Regions from separate parts of the Homo sapiens genome. Here regions 2 and 3 are each linked to region 1. Evidence: chromatin loops called from intact Hi-C (ENCODE). Cell type or tissue: endothelial cell of umbilical vein. All regions are shown on one strand. Each heading gives the region's core, and the rest is flanking DNA. Links, peaks and the distances in the headings are about the cores only.

Region 1 (9,990 bases), core at 1,095-9,094:
GTTGCAGTGAGCCAAGATTTCACCACTGCACTTCTGCCTGGGTGACAGAGTGGATCTCAAAAAGAAAAAAGAAAAAAAAAAAAGGCTTGGGGCCAAAACCTCAGGGATTAAGAAAATTCCTTTACCTGGTTACAGAAAGATATTACCAAGAAAAAGAGGGAATTGATTAATTGTAATACATTAGACTGCAGAGAAAAAATAGACTTCTATAGAATCTGCTGACAAATTTGTGATAAATTCATAGACAAATGATCAAAAGAAAACCTAGTAGATCTGTATAATTCTGGATATCATTCCATAAAGCCCAGCTTAGAACCTGTGCCCTCAGCCCTTATAAAGATTTCAAAAGCTCTTAATACCCTTTGTAAAATGTCTTCCTGTTAATTTACCTAGCGTAATCTCTAGTTGCTGCACTGAACCCTGACTGATATAACTTGTTATTAAGAAACAGGAAGATAAAAACTAATTGAGCATCGAAGTGCTTTTACTTCTAGGAAGAGAGAATTAGGGGTTGGTACCGGACTATAGCTTTTGTTCTGTCTTTGGCTTTTTAAATTACATATCTGTAATTTATATACACACACATATATATTTGGCTTTTAAAATTACATATCTGTATAAATCTGATAAAAATTTTAAATAGTTAAATAAAAACTTATTTAGGAGATAATATATTAGAATACTAAGATGAGTGCTGAGTTTAAAAAACAAAAAGGCCAGGAGCGGTGGCTCACACCTGTAATCCCAGCATTTTGGGAGGCCAAGGTGGGTGGATCACCTGAGGTCAGGAGTTTGAGACCAGCCTGACCAACATGGTGAAACCCTGTCTCTACTAAAAATACAAAAAAATCAGCTGGGGATGGTGGCAGGTGCCTGGGTAACAGAGTGAGACTCCGTCTAAAAATGAAAGTGGCATCTGATACAGAGAAGATTAGCATGGCCCCTGCTCAAGGATGACACACAAATTTGTGAAGGGTTCCATTTAAAAAAAAAAAAAAGTCTGAGCGAGGTGGCTCAGTCCTGTAATCCCAGCACTTCGGGAGGCCAAGGCGGGAGGATCACTTGAGGTCAGGGGTTCAAGTCCAGCCTGGCCAACATGGCGAAACTCCGTCTGTACTAAAGTACAGAAAAATTAGCTGGGCATGGTGGTGCATGCCTGTAGTCCCAGCCCCAGCTACTCCGGAGGCTGAGGCAGCAGAATTGCTTGAACTCAGGAGGCGGAGGTTGCAGTGAGCTGAGATCATGCCATTGCACTCCAGCCTGGGCAAGAAGAGCAAAATTCCATCTCAAAAAAAAAAAAAGGGCATCTGAATATATACAATTACAATGTCAATAAAAATAGATAAATGAATAAATACAGTTAGTCTTTTTTTTTTTAATGGCATCTGGACATTCCTACATTCTGGAAGATTTACAAATACATAGTGGGGATACCTCTCATAAATGTATAAGCCTCTCAGTTTTTCCTTCCAATGCATTGCAGATTGTCCTTATTTAGCCCTTTCCCCTGGGAACCTGAGACTGAGAGCAGTGCAAGCTATGCTTTTTTTGTAAACACAGCACCTCACATTTCTAGAAGACAACCCTAAGTAAACTTCAGGGCCCTACGTCGGTCACCATTCCATCTGCTCTTCTCTGCTCTGATTCTTCCTATCCCTCAGAAACCCAAGGCCTCCTTAGCCAAACGGAGCTGCTGTGGTCGCAAATAGCCTTGTGCCCCTGGGAACCTGTGAGATGCAATATGTCGTCAGTCTCCCTCAATCTTGGCCTGAGTCCAAGAGAAAGGCAGCTGCTCTGAGGTTCGAGACTCTCCAGTGACTCAGCTCTCTAATTCCCAGTACTCTGTGCATATGCCCTCCTCAATTCCATCTCCTAGACTTGCCAGATGTAGGTCGAGTCCTCAAAGATGAGATAACCAAGATGCAAAATCCTAAAATCCTCCATTAAGCACCTACCAGCTGCAGAGGCCCTGCTGGGGCCCTGAGGGAGATGTGTGTGGCAGACTGCAGGCCAAGTAAGTCCTTCTTTAAGGCTGGTGTCATGAGAATTACTCAATGCCGCCTCCTGCTGGGGAAGGACACTTCACCCCTTTTATGGAAGCCCAACGGGAAGGACTCATGGGACAGGGCAGGCTGCCCTGTCTCTTTTTTAGGCAGTCACTGCAATCACACATGCTCACTAATCCAGTTCACTAAGGTACGAAGCCACAATAAAGTTTGGAGCCAAAACTGTAGATATAAAGAGAGTTCCTTTATCTGGAATGGCCTCGATTTTTGAATAAGGAGTTTTTTGTTGTTGTTTTGTTTTGTTTTGTTTTGTTTTTGAGACAGAGTTTCACTCTTTTGCCCAGGCCGGAGTGAAGTGGCAAGATCTCTGCTCACTGCAGCCTCCGCCTCCCGGGTTCAAGCAATTCTCCTGCCTCAGCCTCCTGAGTAGCTGGGATTACAGGCGCCTGCCACCACGCCTGGCTAATTTTTGTACTTTTAGTAGAGATGGGGTTTCGCCATGATGGCTAGGCTGGTCTCGAACTCCTGCCCTCACGTGATCCGCCGGCCTCGGCCTCCCAAAATGCTGGGATTACAGACGTGAGCCACCAAGCCCATCCATAAGGTTATATTTTTTAATGTCCTGCCTCCTCCTCTTTTTTTTTCTTCTCTTTTTGTTTTCAAATAACTAAAGATGCACAGAAAGTTGCAAAATTAGTACCGAGATGTCCTGTGCACTCTTCACGCAGCTTCCCCAGTGGTAAGCTCTTACATACTACAGTACATTATCAGAACAAGCAATTGATGCATATTTTCTCAATGCATTGCAGTAGGTGGATTTGGTACTTGAGACCCTCAACAATCTCTTTCCGCATATCATGACTAACAGTATAGGCTCATGGTTTTTAAAGGACTGCCCTTTGAAGGAACTGGATGGAATTTTGTTTGCAAAGAGCTGAGAATCACTGGAGAGGCAATAAATGGAAATGTTCCTGTAGATTGTCACTATAGAGAGCAGGGCTGATGGATGTCAAAGGATATCCAGGGATATAAGCCCTCAGCAGGGAGGAGAGCAAAAAGGCCAGTGTGGTTGGTTATTGGAGAAGTTATTTGGATAGTTTTTAATTAGAGACATCTCTTGCATGAATGGATTTCCTAATGAAATCAAATTTTGATTGTGGAAAGCATAATTAACATGTAGGAAACATCAGTATATTCTAGGACCTGAGAGTAAAGGATGAAGTCCCTTTTAGAGAGATACACTGTTCTCTTTTAGGAAGATGGGCATAGAAGTGCAGGAAGTCAACTAGACGTGTTAAAATATAAATTTTTGGCTGCTTGTAACAGAGACACAAATGCCACTGGTTTAAATTAGGTAGAAAATGTTTTCCCACCCTTGGATCCAAGCACATGAGGACCCTGCCCGGGCTCCATGATCTAGAGGGACCTGCTCTATCATTCCCCCAACTTATAGGACAAAAAGTCCGAGAAGCCAAAGGGATAGACCTACCCATGGAGGTTGCATCTCTTCTACAAGTACTACAGTCTAGGTACTTGGAACCCCTGAATTCCTGGCACTAATGGCCCCCAAGCCTGCTTCCAAGTTTGCATGGGCCTCCTCCTGGGGCCATCGTCCCAGGGGTTATGCCTCGCTGCTGTCGTGCATGCTCTGAGACCCCAAAATGTGGCTGTTTTCAGAGAAGGATATGGGTCTGGAGATTTTAGGGACTTGAATTTTCAGGAAAAGAAAGTAGGGCAGATGCAGGTAGAGGACCCAGAGCTAGTTTTCCTCACTCAGCCATATTCTGCCATGGAACCTAGGGGAGTCTCAGAATTCTAAATTCCAGCCTGGCTGTCCTAGCCTGGATTCCCCAGAAAACAGATTCTCAGATAGATTTATCTGCAGAAGTTTTATTGGGGAACAATCTTGGGACAAACACCTTTAAAAGCTGAGAGAAACGGGACAGGGAAAGGGAGCAGTTGAACTGTAATGAAGCCGTAAAGAGTACTGAGCTGATCTCATGGGTTGTGGAGGCCTCTGGCACTGGAAAAGTCCTTTAAATTTGGCCAAACTCGGCCGGGCGCGGTGACTCACGCCTGTAATCCCAGCACTTTGGGAGGCCGAGTGGGGGAGGATTATCTGAGGTCAGCAGTTCAAGACCAGCCTAGTTAACATGGTGAAACCCCGTTTCTACTAAAAATACAAAAAATTAGCCGGGCATGGTGGCATGCGCCTGTAATCCCAGCTACTCAGGAGGCTGAGGCTGGAGAATCACTTGAACCCAGGAGGCGGAGGTTGCAGTGAGCAGAGATTGTGCCATTGCACTCCAGCTCGGGCAACAAGAGCGAAAGTCCATCTCAAACAAACAAACAAACAAACAAACAAAAAGGTGGCCAAACTTGAAGCAAGGTAACCAGGACTTTGTATGTTCTTATCTTATCTATCAGTCATTGGATGTGGCTGCCCCCAGGGAGGGGAGGTGTAACCTTGGGCAAGACAGCTCTTTTCAGCTAAGGGCAATTCCCAGAGACAGAGCTGTCACAACCAACACCCCTGGCAGCTGGGGAATAAGTGACAATGTTGAAGGTAGGATTTGGGTGGCACACAACAGTATCTGCTACACTAGCCTTCAAGATCAGTATGAAGGTATATTTATCAAGACAAAAGCTGGAACATGTTTTATTCAATAATTTATTTGTTTGACTTATAACAATAAACCATCTCTAACACACATTTCCCTTCCTGATATCAGACAGCTGCTCTGAGGGATACCCGAGACCCACATTCAGGAAGTAAGATAGATATCAGCCTGGACTGCTGAATAGATGCCCTGTGATTTATCTTCAGACATGACTCAGTGGAAATGCAGTTGACTCCATTCTAAAACCTCTCTTGAGAATATTTCCAGGCCCAGTCAACTTATCTTGGTCTCACTATAAGGAAAGGAACTGAGATCAGCTGCACCCTGAGAGGCTAAGATCCTGATAGGGAGCAGGTGAAATCAGGTTGGAAAATAGACAAGACAAAGGCAGGCAGATGTAAGAGGTATTCAAAAGCCCAGTTGTGCTCTATTTTTGCCTTCCACGAGGAATCTTACGGGGAGCTTCCACATTACCCGGTTATTGGTCACGGCGGTGAGTTAAGGCTGTTTTATTGAATGAAATCATCAACCCCCCTCCTTTTCCTGCTAAAACGCAATCTGTTTCCAAGACTTTCCTAATGTAGAGTGATTTTATTGAGCCTAGACCATGGATTTCCCATCTGATAACTCTTTAAGAGGGATGAGATAGAACATAATGTGAGAAAATAACATTGTTCCAAGATTTGTAAATGCTAATAATTGTTGAAGTCCCATGGTAGGTAAATAGAGGTATTTTCTTTATTTTTGTGTAAGTTTGAAAATTTCCATAATAAAAAGTGTTATAAATTGTCTTAGCAGGTCACATAACTAATAATAAAGGTAAAATTTTTGTTGGTCTTAATGAGAGAGAATTTGGAAAGTGGAGATAAGCGGGGCTTTGGAGCTCCTAAACTATTCGGGCTGTGTTTTGACTCAGCGAGCTCAAAGTGGGAGGGCAGGAGAGCTCGCTTTTTAAAAGATCGACAGCGCCATCTACCGGTAAGAGCGCCCAACTCCCTTGCTAAGGATGATATCATTATGCTAGGGTGATAGTAGCAAGCCTCATTGTTAGTCACCTAAGAAGTTAAGACAATAAGAAATCATTCAAAAAATAAAATGGTGGCAGGACGAGGTGGCTCACGCCTGTAATCCCAGCATTTTGGGAGGCCGAGAGGGGAGGATCGCTTGAGCCCAGGAGTTTGAGACCAGCCTGGGCAACATAGTGAGGTCCAAATCGCTACCAAAAAAAAAAAAAAAAAAAGAGAAAAAAAAAAGAAAGGCGTTAAAATTAATTTAAAGATACACAATAATGAAAATATTACAAAGTACTATTATTCAGCCATAAAAAAGAAATTACATTCTATTTATTTATTTTATTTTATTTTATTTTGCAGACAGAGTCTTGCTCTGTCACCCAGGCTGGAGCGCAGTGGCGCAATCTTGGCTCACTGCAACGTCCGCCTCCCCGGTTCAAGGGTTTCTCCTGTCTCAGCCTCCTGAGTAGCTGGGATTACAGGCACGCGCCATCACGCCCAGCTAATTTTTGTATTTTTTTTAGTAGAGACGGGGTTTCACCATGCTGGCCAGGCGGGTCTCCAACTCCTGACCTCAGGTGATCTGCCAGCCTCGGCCTCCCAAAGTGCTGGGATTACAGGCATGAGCCACCGCGCCCAGCAGAAATTACATTCTGATACATGCTACAACATGGATGAACATTGAAAAAATTATGTAAAATGAAATAAGCCAGACACAAAAGGACAAATATTGTATGATTTCACTTACGTTAGATATTTAAAATGGGGAAATCTGGTTTGCCAGCACAGCAGGAAAAAAAATAAATAAAAGTAAAATACAAAAATCATAGAGGTGAAAAGTCAATTTGGCCAGGTGCCGTGGCTCATGCCTGTAATCCCAGCACTCTGAGAGGCTGAGGCAGGAGAACTGTTTGAGGCCAAGAGTTCGAGACCAACCTGGGCAACATGGTGAGACACCCACCCCCACCACCTCTAAAAAAAAAAAAAGAAAAGAAAATAAGTCGATTAGAGGTTACCAGGGGCTGGGCGGAAAGGAGAATGGGGAGTTATTGCTTAATGGGTAATGAGTTTCTGTTTGGAGTAATGAAAAAAATTTGGAAACAGATAGTGGTTGACAGCTGCACAACAACGTCAAATGTAATTAATGCCAATGAATTATACATTTAAAATGGTTAGGCTGGGTGCAGTGGCTCAGGCCTGTAATCCCAGCACTTTGGGAGGCCGAGGTGGGAGGATCACCTGAGGTCAGGAGTTCAAGACCAGCCTGGCCAACATGGTGAAACCCCATCTGTACTAAAAATACAAAAATTAGCCAGGCATAGTGGCAGGCACCTGTAATCCCAGCTACTCAGGAGTCTGAGGCAGGAGAATTGCTTGAACCTAGGAGGTGGAGGTTGCAGTGAGCCGAGATCGTGCCACTGTACTCAAGCGTGGGCAACAGAACGAGACTCCGTCTTGAGAAAATAAAATAAAATAAAATAAAATAAAATGGTTAAATGGGAAATCTTACCTTATATACATTTTCATATATATAACATACACACACACACACACACACACACATATATATACACACACACCACACACACATACAAGTATGAGCCACCACACCTGGCTAAATTGACTTTTCACCTCTATGATTTTCCTATTTTATTTTTATTTATTTTTTTCCCTGCTGTGCTGACAAACCAGATTTCCCCATTTTAAATATCTGATGTAAGTGAAATCATGCAATATTTGTCCTTTTGTTTCTGGCTCATTTCATTTTGCATAATTTTTTTTCAATATTCATCCATGTTGTAGCATGTATCAGAATGTAATTCCTCGTTTATAGCTGAATTATATATATGTTTATTTTTACCACAGTAAAAGAAATTTTAGGCCAGGCATGGTGGCTCATGCCTATAATCCCAGCACTTTGGGAGGCCAAGGCAGGTGGATCACTTGAGCTCAGGAGTTTGAGACCAACCTGGGCAACATGGCGAAACCCTGTCTGTACTAAAAATACAAAAATTAGCCGGGCGTGTTGGTGCACGTATCCATTTCAGCTACTTGGGAGGCTGAGGTGGGAGGATAGTTTGAGCCAGCGAAGTCCAGGCTGCAGTGAGCTGTGATTGTGCCACTGCACTCCAGCCTGGGTGATAGAGCCAGACCTTGTCTCATAATAATAATAATAATGATTAATTAATTTAATTAATTATTTTTTTAAATTTTTTATTTTTTGAGGCGCAGTTTCAGTCTTGTTGCCCAGGCTGGAGTACAATGGCATGATCTCGGCTCACCACAACCTCCGCCTCCCAGGTTCAAGTGGTTGTCCTGCCTCAGCCTCCCTAGTAGCTGGTATTACAGGCATGTGTCACCACACCCGGCTAATTTTTGTATTTTTAGTAGAGACAGGGTTTCTCCAGGTTGGTCAGGCTGGTCTCGAACTCCTGACCTCTGGTGATCTGCCCACCTCGGCCTCCCAAAGTGCTGGGATTACAGGTGTGAGCCACTGCACCTGGCTAAAAAAAGAAATTTGTAATGAAATTGACTTCAAAATAATTTAAAAGTTAAGAAAAAAACCACATTACACAAATATGATATAAACTTAAAAGAATGACATAAAAAAAAACACACAAGAGCAAAAAAGGACGCAATGAAATATGGAAACTAGTGAATGGAAACAGTGAAATGACAAAATAACTAAATAAACTAGTAGCAAGATACCTGAAAGGAAAAGTTGACTGCCAATCAAAATACGTTGCTGGGTGACCAAGAAATCAAAGTTAAGAGAGGTAGATATTTTAGGAGTATTTCATCCAGGTCATAGTAAAACCCAGTCCAGGAATAAAACATTGTATGTATCTATACCAGCCTTGTTTTAAACAAAATCTAAAATAGCTTAAACACAATACAACAGAATTAAAAATTACAACTAAGGCTGAGCCTGGTGGTGCCTGCCTGTAACCCCACCTACTCTGGAGGCTGAGGCAGGAGGATTGCTTGAGGCCAGGAGTTTGAGACTGCCCAGCCTGGACAACATAGCCAGATCTCATCTCTAAAAAAGCAATAAAATGAATTAGCCAGGCTGTTGGGGCACATGCCTATAGTCCTAGCTACTTCCTCAGAAGGCTGAGGCTGGAGGATCACTTGAGCCCAGGAGTTTGAAGCTGCAGTGAGCTATGAGTGAGACCCCAAAATCTCTAAGAAAAAGAAAGAAAAATACGAAGGCAAGTAAAGAGTTAGAAAAATCAGATAAAACCAGTAAGATTAGTATAAACATCATGCTGTGCTGGGGGTGGGGGTCGCAGGTTTGGAACTGAGCTCTCTAGAAGCCAATTCAAAGAGGGAAACACAATCATCACATGGCTTCCAGTGTCCAAAGTCTCAGAAGTAGTGAGACAGCCAGGTGGGAGGGGTTCCCTGGAGAAATGCCAACCAGCCTGCCCACTGAGGTGGAGCCTCAGGAAGTTTGTGCCCTTTGCAGCGGGGAGCAGCCTGGCCCCTCTTCTTAGTGTGTGGATCCTGGGATTTGAATGGCGGGTGGGAAGCGCTCTAGTAGGGACTCTGGCCTAGCGACAGTCCCTGTTTCTCCGTTTTCTTCCTTTTCATCCAATAAAACCCATCTCATTCACCATTCAGATTGTCTGCGAGCCTGAATTTTCGTGGCTGTGGGACAAAGAACCCGTCTTTAGCTGAACTAAGGAAAAGTCCCGCAATAGTAACACAACTAATCCTTTCCCTGAGACCAGGAAGCAGTTTTCTTCTGGTCTCCCTTGACCAGAAGGGGTGTGATAAAGTGAACAACGTCTCAACCACACCACTACCATAAATACAAGTTTTCATAGGATTTATTCATTTCTTCGGTGTTCCTGTTACAGCTGGTGGCACCATGTTCCGGCAGAATCAGTCAGATCAGTGCAGTCCCATGCTGTGTGTCCGTGCCACTGGTCTGGCTTAATTCAGGGATGAATTCTAGTGTACATGAAACAGACGGCACACATATTCTTCCATCAAACTGACAGAAGAAGTCTCTCTCCACCCATCTTTTGATATGTAGAGCATGACTGTGAGTTCAGTGTTATTATACACTTGATGTCACAGCCATTTTGAAGCTGCTGATTAAAAGTAGGTTATGGCTGGGCGTGGTGGCTCATGCCTGCAATCTCTTAGGGAGGCTGAGGTGGGAGAATCACTTGAGCCCAGGAGATCAGCCTGGGTAACATACCAGACCCTGTCTCTATTAAAGAAAATTAAGAAAATAAAATTAAAATAGGTTACAACAGAATACTCATGGCCAGAACATACCTGTCTTCATGTTCCCCTGCAGGGAACAATGACTAAACAGCTCATGATTCTTGTCCCTTG
Region 2 (9,990 bases), core at 789-8,788, 140 kb before region 1:
ACCAGGGCTAAGTGGTCTGCAGGCACCTTCCAGCCCTCACGGAGCCCAGGTCTGGACAGCTGGAACCCCTGCCCCTCACCCTCTCTTCCTAGTCCCACCCTCCTCCCTGACGACCAGAGAAGCTCTTTAGCTGAGGACAGTCTGCTCACGGCTTCCCTTCTCACTTCCCTCCACAGGGAGCCCCCTCAGGCTGGCTCTTGAGCCCCCAAGGCCCTCTGATTCTCTCCCCTCAGGGCAGGTGCAGGACCCTCCTCTGTGGTGCCCCCTCGGTCTGCTATGGGAGGGTGGTGAACAAGTTATTGCTAAATAAAATGGCACTTCCTCCACTTGTCTCCCAGATGCTGTGGGTTTGCCCAAGTGCATGGGCTTTTGTGTCATGTGGGCCCGGAAGGGCCAAGTCTGGTCTCTGCCAGTTACCAGGGCAAGTCATTCCCTGATCCGAGGCTCATTTATCCTCATCTGTAAAGTGAGGGTGACAGGTGATAACTCATAGGTGAGGTGCTTAGTACATTCTTCAGTACATAGAAATGCCCAAACAATGGTAGTTGGCAGAGTTGTTTCGTGACTGGCCTCTCAGCCTCCAGCTCAGATGAAGCAACATAGACTGACTGTAAGAGACTGTTTTGGGCCTCCACCTACCTCCAGGTTTCTCCATCCCAGACATCAGCGTCCTTGGGGTGGAGTTGTAGCTCAGAGAGAAGGGAAGGGGGTGTTCATTCACAAACACTGGTTAGTGCTTATTCTAAAGCAGAGATCCTCCACTTCAGCACAATTGGTGTCCTGGGCTGGATAATTCTTTGCTGTGGAGACTGCTCTGGGCATTATAGGATGTCCCACAGCATCTCTGGCCTCTACCCCCTAGATGCCAGTAGCATCCCACTCCAAATTGTGACAAAAATGTCTCCAGAAATTTCCAAATGTTCCCTGATGTGGGCAAAATTACTCCTCCCTGTACAGAACCACCGTCCTAGAGGCTTGGGTCCCTGGGGAAAGGGGGGGGGGGAAGGGGACCAGTGAAAAGGGGGACTGTCAGTCACCCGAGTCTACATGGAGTTGCAGAGGACAGCCTGTGTCTGCCTTAGTTTCTCCATCCTGCAGGATATATTGCCTGGGAGGCAGGCTGCCCAGTTCTGAGTAGTCAGTCTTTGGCCTGACTCCACGGAGCCTCATTAATCTCCCATTAATCACATTAATAAGCAGTTGGCCTCCTCTCCTCTTCCCACCTATTCCAGCCCTGCCCAGGGCTTAGGGACAAGTCACACCAAGTAAGGAGAGGAACCCACATGTCCAGTTCTCTAGTCCTCTCATGAGCCCAAATGCCCTGAGGGCCTGGCCTCCTGCCCTCAGGTCCTGGACCTCTCTATGGCCTTTGCCTGCCCCCACTTCCCTCAGAAAGGCATCCTCCGGCCCTGGCTTCCACTCCATCCAGGCGGAGTGGAAACATTTATTGATTGCCTACTGTGTGCCAGACACTGTCCTAGGCTCTGATGACACAGCAGGGATCCAAGGTGCTTACTTTCCATGGAGACCCACAGTGGGCAGAAAGGGGTTGTGACTTCTCTGTGCTAGAGACCCAGGGAGTCTGTCCTCCCCTACTCCAGCCCCAGGCACTGTCACTGGGGAGACAAGGGAGTCTCTGAGCTAATGCTTGCTTTAGGCAGGAAGTGAGGAAGGGAAGGGGGAGCTCTGGGGTGCTCCTAAAAATGAGATGTCTGCATTTCTGTATAGGAGTGAATGGGGACTTCGAGACAAAGAGACAGCCGCTGAGCTGAGGTGGGAGGGAAGAGGTAGAGTGAAAGCAGAAGCCCCTGTACACCGAGCATCTCTTGGCCAAAGATCTTGGCCTCGGTCCTTCTGGGTGGCCTGACCTGTCTGTGTCCCTGGTGAGGGGTGTGACATATGTCCCTGTGGTTCTGTGTCTTGTCTCTGTCACTGCCTCTGCACTCTCCACATATTGTTGTATGACCTCTGAACATCATGAAGCACCTTTCTCTGCAGCGAGGGTCATTCGAGGGCTTTCTCTCGCCTTTGCTCTTTCACCTGATCCTCGCGGACAGCTCCGCCCAAGGTGGCAAGAATGACCATGTGTGAATAAGGGGTGTGGAAGCTGGGCTGATGCGGGAGAGGTGGGAGGGTGCGCGTGAAGCTGGACACAGATCAGAACGTGAACCCCACCCCATCCTGCTCCCAGCCAGAGCTCAGTCCTTCTAGAACTGAGCCATCTGCTCCCCACTTCCCCAGAGCCCTGGAGGCGCCACCCTCACTTCCCTCCACTGGGGCTGGCTCAGGTGCCTGCTCCTTTCTGGTTCCTCTGCCCTGCCCCCAGATCCCACCCCTCGGCAGGCACCCAGGTGCCTGGCTCCATGACGCAGCAGCTGCGGTCTCCTCTTATCAGGGCTCCCCTGTGGGTTGGGGTGGCTCCATTTGTTTAAGACTTAGTCCTGAGGAGCCCCAGCCCCCATGACGTCAAGATTGGCTCCATATAAGGTGAGGGGTCCGCAGCCCATGGTCCCCAAGCAGCCACCCAGCTCCGACATGGCCCAGCCGGTCCACAGCCTCTGCTCCGCCTTTGGCCTCCAGTGCTGCCTCCTCTTCCTTCTAGCTTCTTGGGGGGCAGGTAAGATGCCCACAGGGGATACAGAAGACAGAAACAGCTTGTTTCTTAGTGTTCATAGCGTTGGACAACAAATAGAAATGAATGAAGGGGGCGGGCACGGGGCTGCTACAGACAGTTGTCTAGAGTGTTCTCTGCTCAAGTTTGCTGGCTAAGGGACATGTAGTAGGAGATGAAATCCAGCCTGTGCTCTGCTCTTTAAAACATGGCTCACAGGGCTGCACCCATCCAGAGGGGGTTTCTTCAAGTTTGCATAAAGACACTGTAGAGGCTGCCAGCCCTGGATGGTGGGGGTAGGCACCTGACATTCATTGAGCACCGTGCACGGAATTCACAGCTGCTCATGGTGATTTCTTTCTTCTTCTTCTTCTTCTTCTTCTTTTTTTTTTTTTTTTTTTTGAGAAGGAGTCTTGCTCTGTTGCCTAGGCTGGAGTGCAGTGGCACAATCTTGGCTCACTGCAGCCTCTGCCTCCCGGGTTCAAGCGATTCTTCTGCCTCAGTCTCCTGGGTAACTGGGATTACAGGCACCTGCCACCACGCCTGGCTCATTTTTTTGTATTTTTAGTAGAGACAGGATTTCACCATGTTGGCCAGGCTGGTCTCAAATGCCTGGCCTCAAGTGATCCGCCTGCCTCGGCCTCCCAAAGTGCTGGTATTACAAGTGAGAGCCACCGTGCCCAGAGACTCATCTCATTTCATCTCAGCATCCCCTGAGGTGGCTAATAATATCCCATCTTATAGTTGAGGAGAGTGGATTCACAATGATTATGTCCCATATCTCACAGCTAGAGGGAGGTAAGCAGGGATTCCAGCTCCACTGCCCCCAGCCCTGGGGGGACAGGTGGAGCTTCTCTCCTGAGAGCTCTGTTTTGTGCAGACCTAGCTTCCAGTCCTGACTCTGACCCATTTGCCTACTCTGGCCTTCCACACCATCTGTAAAATGGGCTGGATGCTGCTGCCCAGCCGTACCAGTATTTGATGCCTACAGAGCATTTACACTGCACCAGGTGTTGCTCTAGGGACTTCATCCACATTTACTCATTTAATCCACATGGAGACTCAGAAAAGTGTGCGTCAAAGGCTCTGTCCCTGTCTTACAGTTGGGAAACATCTCAGGACTTTGATGGGAAAATGACTATGGACAAGTTCGACGAACAAAACATACCCTAAAGATAAGATGAAATTATGAAATTAGTTCACTTAGTCAAGAAACGGACTGCTACTGAACCCGGGGAGCAGAGATGCTGAACACAGGGGCGGTGTGGAGGGCCTGGGCAATTTGGAGGAGGGTCTCCACAAGGCAGATGTAGAACAGCAGATTCAGAGACACTATCTACCCACTGGACAGTCATCCAAGGACAGAGCCATCCACAGGGTGATATTAGAGGCAGTGCCCCTTCCCTGAGCACAGTCAGGTTGAGGCCAGGGGTGGAGGCAGGGGCAGGTGGGTGGTGAATGGCGATGACTGAGGAATCTTTGAGCTGCCTCTGAAAGGTCTCAGCAGTGCGTCCTGTCTGTGCCCTGACTTGATGTCTGTCTCCCCTACCTTGAGGGTCTGGAGACAGAGGTACCACAGCTGCCCAACACCTCCCGGCCCCATCTCTCCCGCCTTTCCTTCCCCTTCCTCTCAGGCGGATTGTCCACTGGCTGCTCTCTCCTCCTTCCATCTTGCAGCTTAAGGAAGAGGAACCTGCAGGGGGCGGAAGGGAATCCACTCCATACACAGTCGCTCTGAGATTTGCTTCAGGGCGGAGATCTGAATTCCTGAGATTCCGATGGGGCCATGTGGGCGTGGTCTCGGAGAGGAGATAGGCGTGGCTGGGCGGCATGGAGGGAGGGGTGGGGAGGACAAGGGGAGCTGGCTGCTCCCATTCTGCAGATTTTGAAGACAAGAGTGAGTGGGTTACAGGTGGGGAGGGCTTGAGGCTGGGCTCGGGTTGTGATGAGGTCGGGTGGAACTGGAGTGTGAATCAGAGCTGGTGCATGGCTGTGCCCAGCAGAGAGAGAGGCCAGGGCAGGAAGGGAAGAGGGACAACTGGGATGGATGAAGCCCTTTAGTCTACCATTCTGGTGAGGAGACCCTGACGTTTGTCCACAGGACCAGTCAACACCCAGACAGATAACTAGATCCTGGAACCCCAGAGTCTGCATCATGCAGTCACAGAACCACAGGTACAATCTAGATTAAATCATCCGAGGGCAGCACAGGTGCAGTCCAGATTAAATCATCACAGAGAGGCATAGGTGCAGTCCAGATTAAGTCACCAGAGGGAGGCACAGGTGCAGTCTAGATTAAAGCATCTGAGGGAGCACAGGTGCAGTCTAGATTAAATCATCTGAGGGAGCACAGGTGCAGTCTAGATTAAATTATCACAGGGAGGCACAGGTGCAGTCCAGATTAAATCATCACAGGGAGGCTCAAGCGCAGTCTAGATTAAATCATCTGAGGGAGGCTCAAGTGCAGTCTAGATGAAATCATCTGAGGGAGCACAGGTGCAGCCCAGATGAAATCATCTGAGGGAGCACAGGTGCAGTCTAGATGAAACCATCTGAGAGAGTACAGGTGAGGCAGGAGATGGGAATTGGGGCTGGGGTCCTTGGAAGAATCTAACAAGAACATTTTCCTATAACAAATGTTATTTGATTTAATTTCTATAACACAAATAATGTATGCTCATTGTAGAAAATGGAAAATAGAAAAAATAAGAAAGAAAAATAAAATCTCTGTATACTCCCTAGTCCCCAAGCAATCATTTGATTATATCTCCCTTTAGCTTTCCTTTTTTTTTTTTGTAGAGACAGGTCTCGCTATGTTGCCCAGACTGGTCTCAAACTGGTGATCCTCCTGCCTCAGACTCCCTAAATGCTAGGATTATAGGTGTGAACAACTGTGCCCACCAGCTTTTCTTTTTCTATGTCTGCATTTTAAGCCACTTATTGAACTCATACTGTATAGGTATTTTAACAAACATTTACCCACATTATTGCAAATGGAGCATGCCATTTATGGGGGTAAGGATACCAGGAAACACTAGAGATGCTCTTTTGGGACAGCGTGCCCTGACAGCGACTCCAAGGCATGAGTTGCTTAGCAAGATATTCTTTCTCCCTTCCTTCCTTCCCTTTCCTTTCCTTTCCCTTCCTTCCTTCCTTTTCTTTCTTTTCTTCCTTTTCTTTCCCTTTCTCTTTCTTTCTTTCTCTGTCTCTCTTTCTTTCTTCTTTCGACAGAGTCTCACTCTGTGGCCCAGGTTGGAGTGTAGTGGCATGATCTTGGCTCACTGCAGCCTCTGCCTCCCAGGTTCAACTGATTCTCCTGCCTCAGCCTCCTGAGTAGCTGGGATTACAGGGTCCTGCCAACACGCCTGGCTAATTTTCATATTTTTAGTAGAGACGGGGTTTCGCCATGTTGGCCAGGCTGGTCTCGAACTCCTGACCTCAGGCCCACAATGGCCTCCCAAAGTGTTGGGATTGCAGGTATAAGGCACTGTGCCCAGCCGATGTCCTCTCTTTCAAATGAGTGAACAAAGCAGATGGCGGGGACCTTTGGCACTGTGCATCGTTTTGATGTTGTGGGATTTGTTCTTATTCTTTTATCCCAGCTGAGCATCCACCTACAGTGTCTTGTGCTAAAGTTGGATTTTCCTCTCTGCACCTCCTGCCTATTCTTCAGTGACCAAAACAGTTCTTTTCGGGCTATGATGGTTGTACGTGGAATGAATATCTCCTGGTGAAAACTTACTAGGGAAATAAGTCACTACCAAAGTAGATCGTCTGGGGCAGAGATGCTCCTCTTGTCCTGGGGGTTTACACTGATTTGCCTCTTGGCTGTGTCAGGGCCAAGGAATCCCTTGAGCTTTACCTCAGCTTTTTACAATCTATGGTTCCACAACTGTTTGATGCAGATCTAAAATTCTAAAATCTTGTTATCTGAGTCTAGTTATGGACTGTGATCCTGTGGTTTAATGACAACTGGTATCCCAGAATTGGTGGGCCAGAGGCCTTCTTTCAACGTCTTTTAATCTCAGAGCTCAATTACTGAACAGCGGAAGTCGCCCTTGGTCTTCCAGCCTGTGGAGGTCACAAATACATTTGGTTTTTACTTAACGTGCATGATGAAATGTTGTTGGCAAGGCTTTTAAGGAGTTTTCATCAGTCTTATTCTTTCATTCATTATTCAACAAATATTTACAAAGTGCCTCCTATGGATCAGACACTGTTCTAGGCTGGAGACAGCGATGAACAAAACAATAAAAATCCCTGCCAGGCCAGGCCAGGCCAGGCCAGGTGCAGTGGCTCACGCCTATAATCCTAATATTTTAGGAGGCTGAGATGAGAGGATCACTGAAGACCAGAGTTTGAGACCAGCCTGGCCAACATAGTGAGACCCTGCGTCTTAAAAAAAAAAAAAAAAAAAAGGTGAGGAGGGGGCATACTGGCTCACATTTGTAGTCCCAGCTGACAGGGAGGCTGAGGTGGGGGTACTGCTTGAGCCCAGGAGGTCAGGACTGCAGTGAGCTGTGACCATGCCACTGCACTCCAGCCTGGTGCAGAGTAAGACTCTATCTCAAACAACAACAACAACAACAAAAACCCCGGCCGGATGCAATGGCTCATGCCTGTAATCCCAGCACTTTGGGAGGCTGAGGTGGGCAGATCATGAGGTCAGGAGATCGAGACCATCCTGGCTAACACAGTGAAACCCCATCTCTACTAAAAATACAAAAAATTAGCTGGGTGTGGTGGCATGTGCCTGTAGTCCCAGCTACTCAGGAGGCTGAAGCAGGAAAATCACTTGAACCCAGGAGGTGGAGGTTGCAGTGAGCCCAGATCGCACCACTGCACTCCAGCCTTGGCGACAGAGTGAGACTCCATCTCAAAAAACAAACAAACAAAAAAAGCCTTGCCATTGTGGAAATTTAATTGTATTTATCACATATCAGAAAGTGATGAGTGCTGTGTTATTAAAACACAGCAGAGAAAGTGGCCCAGGAATGCAGAGGCTGCTGTTTTCAAGAAGGTGGCCACAGCAGGTGAGAGGTGGATGGAGCAGGCAGGGGGGTAGGGCTACTGCTCAGGCTCCCCTTACTACCAGGAGAAGGACAGGGCAAAGCACGAGATTATTTCAGAGACTACAATGTGGATTCAACAAACATTTAAATAGCTTCTGTGCTCCAGAGTCTTCCATGGTCCATACTTCCTTTAATCCTCACATTAAGCTGGTGCAGTCAGCATCATGGTTATTTACAGTCGAGAACATGGAGCTTCAGAGCACTTAAGAGACCTGAGCAAGAATGCAAAACCGCTGAGGGACCGAGCCTGGATGTCAAACCTGTCCTCTGATTCTTTAAGGCCAGTGGAAAATGCCCTTTGCATTGCTGCCAGCTCCTTTATTCACTCAATAGATAGTCATTCATCCCTTATCATGTTTAAAAACATCTGGGGCACAGTGAAAAGTCTAATTTTGCCAATTACTTAACCTCTTTGCGTCTCCTTTCCCCACCTGTAAAACAGTAAGATCACACTCCTCACTTCACAGGTTCATAATTATTTGATTAAATAAACAAATATATGAACAGCACCTTTCAGGGAGTCCACACATGTCAGTGTCTTTCCTTCTTTAAAAGACTGGGCTGACCTATTGGCTGTGCACTGTGGTCTTAACCAGCAATGATCTGGGCCCGGGACCCCAGGATGTGTGTTCAGATTCTGTCTCGACCTCTTACTTGCTGGGTGTCCTTGAGAAGATTACTTAACCACTCAGAACCTTGTTTCTTCATCTATAAAGTTTGGAGAATAGGATAGTTCTCAACCTCAACAGGTTCTTGTGAAAAGTAAATAAGTTAATGTATGCCCTCACTTGTAGAACCTGCCTGTCTCATTGTAGAGCTCTAGAAACGTTGCCCATTGCTATTGTTGTGGGACTATGTACAGGTCACTTTTCCTCCGTGAAATGTAAATTTCTCAGATGTAAAATAGGGGAAGTTGACCGCTTCTAAAGAGCCTTATGGAGCATTGGGAGATCAATCACCATAGAAGAGAATCCAGAAAGAGAATGTCTGTGAGGCCACCAGCCACATCCTGGGGCCGGGGAAGGTGTCCAATAAACAATAGCTATTACTGGTATTGCTGCCAAGGAGATCAGGTAATGGGATTGGGACAGTGGAGTGCAGGCCTGATCATTCAGCCCCCTTCTCTCCCCTCATTCTCAATTCCTTTCAGAGACTTGGGCTTCTCTATTACCCTCACACCCTTCTTGTCCTGCCCATATTTCTTTCAAGGACTAAGCTCCCCAGGCCGATTCTGCCCATCAGCAGGCAGGTGGACTGTGGTTTCTTGTGATTGGGAATAGGTCCAGGTTCCGGTTGCCGCCTTGAGCTAACAGGGACCAGAAACCTCAGTTATGTAATGACACTATCTCTTTCACTCTTTGGTGATCTCTTGGCCTTCACTCTTTTGGCTAGGTATCAGAGACATCTCCTCTGTCTCCATCAGGTTGTTTTTCCATGGAATTAAGGCGTGTATCTGTCCACTGATAGGGGTGTTTTCTCTCACACCCTGTCCTTAAACATAGTCAGTCCCTACCACAATCTAGTTGCCTCGTTTACTCCTGTCAGGACCCCCAAGCAGATATCTTTTCCTTTCAGGATGGCCCCTTTCATCTATCCCCAGTTGGCTTTAAATGTGTGAAGAGGGGGACCCAGTGGGGTGACCATAAGGGTTGGGTCATCTCATCCATTCCCCTCATCCAACTTTATCACCGAAATGAAAGCTTCCCATCTCCTTACTCTACCCATCCTCCATTCTTCTTATACATCTCTCACTCACAATTTGTGTCTACCTGCTAATCCCTATGGGAAGTTCTGCCAGAGGTCTTACCTCAATTTCTCACACTGTTACATTTGGGATGGTGTTAGAATGTTATGGAAAGGTGAAGAGTCTAACGTTTACTCCTGGTCTTCTCAGCTATGCCATAGAAAGAAGACTCCATTCCATAAGTTACAGACCCTAAAGGGGCACCTGCACAGTAAAATGCTAGTCCATACATGCCCTCAAAACCTTACCATTGGATAGGCATGGCAGGGAGTGGAGGTCGGCAGGCACGCAAACAACTGTAACGTGAAGTTGAAGGTAACAGGACAGAATGGTGAATAAAGACCTTTTCAAGCACTGAAATGAAGCTGGATTTTATCTGCTTAGACGGATCAGAAAAGATGCCTTAAAGCCAGAAGGCCTTGAGATGGAGAGTTGAGGAGATGTGGAAGGGGATGAGGTGGCATGCTTGCTGAAGGCACAGCCTGAGCCTAGGGGCTGGAGGTGAGAATGGGGAATAGATATCATAGTATTCAGAGGAGACTGGCTGGGGAGTCATATCAGGG
Region 3 (9,990 bases), core at 1,248-9,247, 260 kb before region 1:
AATCTTGGTTTTTAGTCCCACAGGGGCAAGATGGGAATGCCATGAGAGGCTCTTTGATTGTGGCCCAAGGGAACACTCAGTGCCTAGATGTGTGAAGTGGGATGCAGCTCCTGGTGAAGGCAGAAGTCCTTTAAAAGTTTATTGACTGCAAAGAATAAACCAAAATGGGCCGGGTGCAGTGGTTCACGCCTGTAATCACAGCACTTTGAGAGGCCAAGGCAGGCGGTTCATGAGGTCAGGAGTTCAAGACCAGCCTGGTCAACATGGTGAAACCCCGTCTCTACTAAAAATACAAAAATTAGCTGGGCATGGTGGCGGGTGCCTGTAATCCCAGCTACTTGGGAGGCTGAGGCAGGAGAATCGCTTGAACTCGGGAGGCAGAGGTTGCAGCGAGCCGAGATGGCACCACTGCACTCCAGCCTGAGTGACAGAGTAAGACTCCATCTCAAAAAAAAAAAAGAATAAACCAAAATGACAAAGCTTCTTGATAACATCCCAGCCCATTTCTTCTTCTTCTTCTTTCACTTCTCCTTCTCCTTCTTCTTCTTCTTCCTCTTCCCCTTCTTCTTCTTCTCCTCCTTCTCCTTCTTTTTTTTTGGAGATGGAGTCTTGCTCTCTTGCCCAGGCTGGAGTGCAGTGGTGTGAGCCACCCCGCCCAGCCATCCCAGCCCATTTCTTATACAAGAAACATTGAGGGTTTACTAAAGAAAGAAAGAGACAGTAGAATAATGGGAACCACGTTGCAAAAATGTAAATCGCTCACTGGTGACTGCCAGGATTTTGATGATCTAATAAAATGACTGGCATATGAGGTGGGGAAAATGTACCCTCCTGTGATCAGCCAGAGGTTTCAGCAGCAGTGGAAGATGCATACCAGAAGGCGGTGCAAAGGGGGATTAGAGAGGATCTAAACTGGTATCAGGGATTGGGTGTGGTGGCTCACATCTGTTATCCCAGCACTTTGGGAGGCCAACATGCGAGAATTGCTTGAGCCAGGAGTTTGAGACCAGCCTAGGCAACATAGTGAGACCTCATCTCTGCAAAAGTTTTAAACAATTAGCCAGACATGGTGGTGCATGCCTGTAGTCCCAGCTACTCAGGAGGTTGAGGTGGGAGGATCACTCAAGCCCAGGAGACGGAAGCTGCAGTGACCCATAATCACGCCACTGCATACCAGCCTGGGCAGCAGAGCAAGATCCTGTCTCAAAAAAGAAAAAAAAACACAAAAACTGGTGTCGGGAAAAGTAGTTGGGAAGCTATGGAAATTGCTCCAGTGAGAGGTGATGAACATCTGAATTAGTGGCAGGAGTCTCTCTGAACCTATTCAGTTTCAGGGGATTGCTTGATTTAAAAAAAAAAAAAAGACAAATTAGCCGGGCGTGGTGGTGGATGCCTGTAATCCCAACTACTTGGGAGGCTGAGGCAGGAGAATCACTTGAACCCGGGAAGCGGAGGTTGCAGTGAGCCAAGATGGCACCATTGCACTCCAGGCTGGGTGACAGTGCGAGACTCCATCTCGAAAAAAAAAAAAAAAAAAGGCAGTGGTTAAGGGACTGAGTGGGGACAGATGGGAGATGGATTTTAGGGTAGGAAGGGTGGATGTAAGTGTGAAGGAGAGGAAGAATGACTCTGGAGAGAACACCAGCTCCAGTGGCCTGACCCTAAGTCCTGTGTGCTTTCTCGCATATTGTGCTGCCTCGTCATATAACGAAGATTCCACTTTAGTCCAACTCTTCCATTTTACAGTGAAAGGAGAAGATTAAAACCCAGAAAATGGAAACCCTCATTTATGTTAAAGCTGAGAAATCAAGTGTCCCTTCCCTGATCCAATCCTCTTCCGCAGGTTCATGACAGGGTGCACATTAGAACTACCTGCAGAGCCTTCCAAGCGGCACGTGCCTGGCCCATCCCTAGATCCAGTGAACCAGAATCCCTGGGCTGGGACCACTGGCTCATTCCAGACAGTGCACAAGCATCTCTTCCTGGTGCAACCTTCCATAGCACGTTCCGCTTGGATCACTTTCTCTTTCTCTGTTTTATAATTGTCCATTACATACAGCCACTGATAACTGAAAAGGCTCGCAGTGTTTGGATGAGGAACCATATGCAAACAAATACCACAGTTCTTCCTTATAGACCCACTTAACTGATTTGCAAACATCTCACTGAAACCGCAGGGGAGAGGTTTTAGAAGGCTATGCTCCAGTAAGGAAAAATTAATGGAAGTAATTGTTCAGTAAGCAGTTACCAATCTAAGTTTTATAAAATTGATACTCTCTTTATGAGTGTATTTTAGTAAAAATAGGGAATAGCTTTTTTTTTTTTGAGACGGAGTCTCGCTTTGTCACCCAGGCTGGAGTGCAATGGCGCCATCTCGGCTCACTGCAACCTCTGCCTCCCAGGTTCAAGCGATTCTCCTGCCTCAGCCTCCGATTACAGGCGCCCGCCACCATGCCTTGCTAATTTTTGTATTTTATAGTAGAGACGGGGTTTTGCCATGTTGGCCAGGCTGGTCTCGAACTCCTGACCTCAAGTGATCTGCCTGCCTTGGCCTCCCAGAGTGCTGGGATTAGAGGCGTGAGCCACCGTGCCTGGCTGGGAATAGTTTTAAAACATAAAAAACGCAAAAGTTTTAAAAAACATGGGTTTTCTAAAGATTTCAGTATTCCCTATCCCTAACTTTTCATAAAGTCCTGAGTTTCTTAATCACAATGTTTTCATCCAAGGAGGCTTTTAGGAACAGGACCCCAGGGTTAGGGCAGGAATACACTATTGTTATTTTAACAGTCTATCAACTAGAAAGGCAAAAAAAAAATTAGATTTTTTTCAATATTAATGAAGTTGAATTGTTCGTTGATAATTGTTAATTAGTTATGGTGTTTCTGTTATAAATTGTCTGTGTCTGAATTTCTCACACAGTACAATATAAAATACAAATAGCTGTGGGGTATTTTCTAGGTGCTGGTTACTGTTCTAAGAGCTTTAAATGGAGTAATTCAGTTAATCCTGCCTCACGGTACAATAATTAGTCTCGTATGACGGAGGAAATAGAAGCCTGGAGAGGTCAAGTAACTTGCCCAAAGTCATACCCAGAAAGGCTGGATTCAGAGACTGTTGCCAACATTTTCCTTATTTATTTGCATTCCATTTTTTTCTATTAAATATAAAAATTAGCCAGGCGCAGTGGCTCACACCTGTAATCCCAGCACATTGGGAGGCCGAGGAGGGTGGATCACTTGAGGTCAGGAGTTCAAGACCAGCCTGGCCAACATAGTGAAACCCTGTCTCTACTAAAAATACAAAAAATCAGCTGGACATGATGGCCTGTGCCTGTAGTTCCAGGTACTCAGGAACTCGAGAGGCTGAGGCAGGAGAATCGCTTGAATGTGGGAGGTGGAGTTTGCAGTGAGCCAAGATTGTGCCATTGCACTCCAGCCTGGGTGACAGAGCGAGACTTTGTCTCAAAAGAAAAAAAAAAAAATTTAAAAACTTTTTGTAGTTAAATCTATGCATATATTCCTTTCTTTTGTTGGCCTATTGTTTCAGTTAATTTGTTTTTTTACTTTTTTCCCATGTTTTACTTATTACTTTCATATTTCTTGTATGATATTTATCTTAAAATCTAGTTTTATTTTTCTTTAAGAGACTGGGAGTCTTGCTATGTTTCTCAGGCGGGTCTCGAATTTCTGGGCATAAGCGATCTTCCTGCCTCAGCCTCTCAAGTAGCTGGGAATTACGCCACCAACACACCTGGCTTCTTTCAGCTAATTTAGAACATCCTACCCTTTTCAGAGATTAAAAAATATTTAGATTTGCTCAGGATATGTTAGATGAAGTGAGGATTTACATCTACTATATGTATTTTCCCAAATATTAATAATTATTTCTCCTGAACCATTTATTGCATAATATTTTTCTGTTCCATTGTTATATGACAGCACGTTTCTGCCTGGTTGTAATCTCATAGTGGCTTGATTTTTAAGTGAACATTATATGTTTAACTGCCTCCTTGAGGATACTGAAGACTCTTTCCAATGATTATATTCTTTTCACTTCACCTGTCATGCATCAAGTGTTGATGTTGCTGGCTGCCTTTCTCAGTGTTAGTTTTTATGTGTTTTGGAATTTCAGCTTCCAGGTTCATTTCCAGGCTTTCTCTGTCTCCCTTCTCTTGTTCCTCACTCCTCCCTGCCTAGTGGCTGTGCAGTTGCCCTTCCCAGGGGCCAGTGTTCAGGACTAGGTCTTATATGGCAGTCGGGGCTCCTGCCCTGGGATAACCCTGGGAATGACTCACATCCAGCCCCATGGCTGTGGGTGGCTCAGTTAAGCCCAGGTGTGGTGCCGTTTGGTAACCACGGGCCTCCCTAGGCCACAGTCCCAGGCGAAGTTAGTAGCAAGCTATTTCAGTCTTCTTGAAGAGGGTGGAAGTGTGGGCAAGAGGGGAATCTGAGTCCCTAATATTTTCACAGTGACCATGACACTGGTCCCCCACCTCAGTGGGCAATTTAATTCTATCTCACCACTCAGTACTCAACAGGACTTGACTTCCCAGCTGCCTTTAACTGTACCCTGAGTCAGAACCCAACAGGCCACAGCTGTAGCCCTGTTCATCTTTTGCATTTATATTCAGTTTCTGGGAATATCTTTGGGGATATTCTCCCTTTGTGGAGCATTGCTTTTTAATTTTCTCTAATATTATATCTATCATTGCTCTGTATTGAAAGCCCCTGGGCTAGCCTGTTTCACTTGTGTCTATTTTTTAGAAGCATTTACTGTAGCTTTATACTACATATTTGGGGATCACTAACAATTTTTTCCGGTCACACTCTAATCACTTTCTCAAGGCTGGATCAGGTGCGAGACTCTGTAGCAGTAACCTGAAGTTGAGAATTGAGGAAGTAGTGCTGCTATGAGAGGAGACCTGCGGTGGCATCCCTAGGATGGGGTGCTGGTGGGGGGTGGGTGGCAAGGGGGAAAGGGGGTTTCTGCCTAAGGGAGTTTCTGCTCCATGCCAGCACTTCATCAGAGGTCTTGAGCCAGGGTGGAATCCAGCTCCAGGGAGCATATGAGAGCAAACAATGGAAGCTTGACATGATCACTGGATGAACATCTGAAGTTTCATATGTGATGGGATCTCCCCAGAAAACAATAGTGCACATCACAGCCAGGAGGCACCCAGAGCATTGTGTTGCTGTGTTTTTTGAACCCAGTGAGTTAACTGTCCAGTGTTCCACATCATTCTGACCTGGGTCAACAGATGGAGGCAGGGCACACTCTTGGCTGTAGCTCGATCCGCCTCTCCTGCTGCAGCAGGACATTTCTCAGTAGCACAGGCAAGGTGCTCCGGGCAGGGGACTGCATAGTAAGTGGTGCCTCCTTTGCAATATAAGCCAAACAAGGCTTCCTGCTGGAGCGCCTCTTGGCTAATTCAGGGGCATGAGAGGCAGCATCTAACCTTGCCCAGGGGCCCTGGCTCCCCTTTACTATGGGGGGTGGCCTGTGATCAGGCCCAGTGGGACTGAGGAGCAAATGTGGACAGTCTTCCCCGGCACACATCGGCTGACCTGCATGCCCAGACTGTCTCCTGGGGCGCCTGTACAAGTTGGTCCTAGAATCCAATTCTTCCTGGAACTGGGTGTCATTTCAGGACAGAGAATACCGGGAGTCATAAATTGGCCCTGAAGCAAACGAAAGTCTTCCAATCCTGCATGACATAGCAGATTGTTTTGCTTGGGGCTTTGGCTTGGTCTGGGGCGTGCAGTTCCATGGGGGAACCTCTGGCAATCCCACCAGGGGGAGCCCTTTCCCCATCTTGGGGCTGTGGATCTCAGCTTTCCAGAATATTTGTGTGCATGTGAGTGAGCACATCTGACTTAATTTTTATATTCAGTATAGAATCATGACTCAGCTTTCCCTGTTAATGTAGTCAACTTAAGCTACTGCCATGGTTCAGGTTCCATCATGCTTCAAATATAGTTTATGACTGTAGTTACGTAGTGTGGCAGCAACACAGGGCAACTTGGGGCTGGGGAGAAGTGAGCGTGTCTTTCCCTCCCCAAATGCAGTCATTTAGCATCTTCCTCTTTCAGAGTCCTGTATCCCAGCGATGGGGATCAAGATTCAGACTTAAGGACACCCTACCTGGACCTTGGCAAGGAGATTTTTACAGTGGGAATCTGGTCCAGCCTCTCTCTGGCCCCAGGCCTCTACTGTCCACCTTTTACAAATGCCACATGGTAAGGAGTCAACTGAGCTACCTTCCAAGGAGCTGGATTGGTCTCCTGGCTCTGCCTGACCTTCCTCAGCCCCTCCGCAACCCCCACCTGCTCGCTTCTCCTTCACCTCCTCTCCTGTTCACCTGTACCTTCTTTCCTTAGATGTGGCCACACTCTGTTCCCCCAGGCAGCGTCTTCACTGAGTAGTCTTTGAACCATTAACCACCTGCAGCCCTATCCATGTTCTCTAGGGCACCTGCAAGAGGAGGAAGGGGAATTTGCTGATAGCCACAGCTGTGCATCCTACTGGAGGTGCCTTCCGGAGGGCAGCATAGTTAATCTAGACACCCAGCATTCTCAGTCCACTTCCATGGCCTTCTCTTCCCATTGCCTGGGTCTCAAAAGGCCCAGGACAATCTCATGAGGTGGACCGAGCAGTATTTGGGGAGGGAGGATAGAAAAGAGACTGGGATATCTTTAATTAATAGATACTATTAAAACCTCCTCCCCAGCAGCAGTAGTAGGGATCGTTAGTGGCAGCAAATCCATAGGGGTCTGCAGCAACCTCAATTCTTGCCTCTTTGGTCACTTACTGGGATCTTATTGGGAAACTGCTGATCACCAGTTTCAGATGTTTCTATTGGGAGACTGCCTGTCTCTGGTGCCAGCTGTGACCAATTATTTTAGAGAGCCCGTTAACAACTGCCTGACCCTCACCTGATGTTTGCCTGACATTCCTGTGGGTGTGTGTCTGGGGCGCCCTCTCCTGCCCTGCTCATCCCTGACTAGCTACTTACTCTAACAGGATGAGAAGACATACAAAATAGAGGCTACTTTAAAAAAAAAATTCTCAGAGTGTAGTGTGTAAACGTTCACCTCCACTATAAAGACCTCCTTGCCAGGGGTAGGAAGCCTTTAGTCTGAACCTTGAGCTCCGTCGCTGGGATACAGGACTCTGAAGAGGAAGACGCTAATGATGACATTGAGTTGACTCCACAGCATCTCACAATTCTTTCTTTTTCTAAGTCATCTGCATTTAGTATCCACTGACCAAGCAGGCAGGAAATGTAATTGAAGTTTTATTAGGGACTCCCCTATCTCTTCTCCTATGGGGTCCAGTGACCATCCCAGGGGTCTGACCCAGCCTAGAACATTCAGAGTCTGGGCCTCTGACCTTCAGACACAGCTGATATGAATGGGAGTCTTTGTGGTTAGTAAGGCCAAGGTTCTTAGCTAGTTTCCTTTGGAATCCCTGACCTCCCTCCATCCCCACTGTTGTGTGTGTGGGGTTCTATGTGGGAGCAGGGCTTCTCCTCACTACTCCAAGGACCCCCAAACCACATCCCTTCCACAGCATCTGGGAATCTCCCCCCACCCCCCACTCCCTTGAGCAGCTTTTGCCTCCTTCAGTCCAGTGTGCTTACCTCTCTCCCCTGGCAGAGAACCCAGGTGCTGGCGGGGTCTCCTCTGGATGCCTTGCCAACTTCTTTTTTTTTCTTTCCAACTTCTTCTCTTGGTGAGGCTACGCAAAATCTTCTGGGGCCAGGATGTGCAAACGCTTCCTGGAATGGGGTAGAACAGTGACAAAACAGGAAGAACAAAAAAACACATGTTAATATCTCAAGAAAGTATCCAGCCACCATAATGAAGGGGCTTCCAGGCTCTGAGGGAAGACCACTGAGCTGAGGGGCCTTTGCACTCTATTCCAGGGAAGATAATGGATGCCCAGAAGAAGTGGGACATTTGGAGCCCCAGACAAACCAATGACACAGACTGAGACACTGTGGAGCTGGATGCCTTTCTGTGTGTTTGTTAGAGTATGAGAAGCCCGCTGGGAACAAGTAAGGGCATCCCTAACCATCAGTGTCCATTGCCCAAGAGAGATGGCAGAAGTGGGTTGGTCCAAATCCTTTCCGTTGTAAATGTGGAGGGCTAACATTTTGAAATATTCTCTGGCCAGGTGCGGTGGCTCACACATGTAATCTCAGGTACTTGGGAGGCTGAGGCAGGAGGATCACTTGAGCCCAGGGGTTCCAGGCTGCAGTGAGCTGCAATTTTGCCACTGTACTCCAACCTGGGTGACAGAGAGAGACCTCATCTCTAGAAAAAAAAAAAAAAACAACTTCTGATTTATTTCATCTGTATCTCTCCCTCCTCCCCTCCCACTCCCCAGCCCTTCTAGCAGTTGGGGTAGGAGGGTGGGCAGTCAGCAGAAAGCAGAGCCAAGCAGCATCTTCTGCCTCATAAATTTCAAACATGAGACCTCATGGGAACTGAAAGGATTTATGACATAGGCCAGGTATTTAGGAGAAATGGACACTAAGAACAACCATCCCCTCACCTTCCAACAGAAAGGGGTTCCCTTGTGCTGGTGGGGCAGAGGGGCCATAATAACAATGTGCACATTTGTGGGTATTAGAGAAAGGGGTCCCTGGGCTGAGTCCTGGGGAGGTGGCAGAAATGGCAGACAGGTTTGTGGGGTCAGACAGAAAGCTCTGTCTTGCTTCGTCTTTGAGCCAAAGGGGACCTGGTGCCCCTGAGTTGGGGGCACTGTGTGGTGCCCAGTCACACTCTCCGTGGTGTCCTCAGTGAGTGGCACTCATTGAGGGACAGGAGGAGCAGAGCTGCTCCCAATAGAGAAGCACTGGAGCCCACACTGCCTAAAGTGGGAATGACCCAAATAGCCTTCAGCAGGAGAAAGGGGAGGAAAATTGTGGCATATGCATGCAGTGGAATATTTCTCAGCACTGAAAATGAATGTTCCTATAACTGCATGTGATAACAGGCAAATCTGCAGACATAAAGTCGAGTGAAAGAAGCCAGCTGTGAAAGAGCACATTGTATGATTCCATTTATATAAAGCTCAGGTCCAGGCAAAATGGTAGTAGTGAGGAGAGAGGTTGTCCTTTGGGGAGGGTAGTAACTAAAAGGCACAGGAGGGGGCCCCTGGCATCCTGGGAATGTCCTTTCCTTAATCTAGGCACTGGTTGCATGCATATGCTGTTTGCGAAAGTTCTTTGAGCTGTACATTTAAAATTAATGCACTTCTCTGTATGTATGTTTTATTTATATAAAAACATTTTTTTAAAAGATAGAAGTAGCTGGATGCAGTGGCTCACGCCTGTAATCCCAGCACTTTGGGAGGCCAAGGCGGATGGATCACCTGAGGTCGGGAGTTCGAGACCAGCCTGACCAACATGGTGAAACCCCATCTCTACTAAAAATACAAAAATTAGCCGGGTGTGGTGGCACATGCCTGTAATCCCACCTTCCTGGAGGCTGGGAGGTGGAGGTGAGCTGAGATCGCACTACTGCATTCCAGCATTCCAGCCTGGGCTACAAATGAGACTCTGTCTTTCAAAAAAAAAAAAAAAAAAAAAAGGACTTTCTGCTCTTTCCTGCTTGACATCTTCCTTGACTCCATCTTCTTTTTGATCACCTTTTTATGGCTTCCTGAACTGATCTCATGGATTTTTTATCTGCATCAAAAATGGAAATGGATTAGATGTTGCGATTTTTAGGGTATAAAATTCAATGATTAATTTTATGTGTCAATTTGATTGTGTTGCACTACAGGGTGCCCAGATTAAATAACATTTCTTGGTGTGTCTCTGAGGGTGTTTCTAGGTGAGATTAGCATTGTGGACTCAGTAGATTGTCTTCGCCAGTGTGGTGGGCATCATCTAATCTGCTGAGAGCCTGAACAGAACGAAAAGAGGAAAGAGAAATTCACTACTGTTTCTTCCCGCCTGCGCGCTGGAACTGGAATATCAGT

The links. A loop is a pair of places that touch in the nucleus more often than their neighbours do. Peaks named below come from ENCODE experiments on the same cell type or tissue, not always from the same donor. Only the 100,000 strongest peaks of a DNase experiment are listed, where the experiment ranks them.
Region 2: it touches region 1 in a loop (8-fold over the local background); 8 of 110 quality-filtered maps call a loop at or near these places.
Region 3: it touches region 1 in a loop (10-fold over the local background); 94 of 110 quality-filtered maps call a loop at or near these places.

Annotation. Positions count from the first base shown.
Region 1 is chr6:31,082,122-31,092,111 of GRCh38, forward strand. It overlaps the pseudogene RNU6-1133P. Among named protein-coding and RNA genes, the nearest start is that of C6orf15, 25 kb to the right of the region's middle. RefSeq lists an enhancer at 1,669-2,168. In endothelial cell of umbilical vein, for the core only: CTCF peaks have their summits at 2,032 (motif pointing left) and 5,625 (motif pointing left); DNase peaks (open chromatin) are centred at 4,820 and 5,590; H3K27ac peaks cover 1,461 bases.
Region 2 is chr6:30,938,465-30,948,454 of GRCh38, forward strand. MUCL3 (mucin like 3) reads left to right here and starts at 2,509. Exons shown (of 3, transcript NM_080870.4): 1 at 2,509-2,617. The coding sequence starts at 2,536. It overlaps HCG21 (HLA complex group 21), which reads right to left. Exons shown (of 3, transcript NR_138040.1): 3 at 7,515-8,114. LOC124901299 reads left to right here. Exons shown (of 3, transcript XM_047419624.1): 3 at 1-442. RefSeq lists an enhancer at 2,345-3,182. In endothelial cell of umbilical vein, for the core only: a CTCF peak has its summit at 4,289 (motif pointing right); a DNase peak (open chromatin) is centred at 4,367; H3K27me3 peaks cover 482 bases.
Region 3 is chr6:30,822,876-30,832,865 of GRCh38, forward strand. It overlaps LINC00243 (long intergenic non-protein coding RNA 243), which reads right to left and starts at 7,784. Exons shown (of 2, transcript NR_130726.1): 1 at 7,640-7,784. RefSeq lists enhancers at 4,357-4,857, 5,657-5,951, 5,831-6,730. In endothelial cell of umbilical vein, for the core only: a CTCF peak has its summit at 5,789 (motif pointing right); a DNase peak (open chromatin) is centred at 5,806.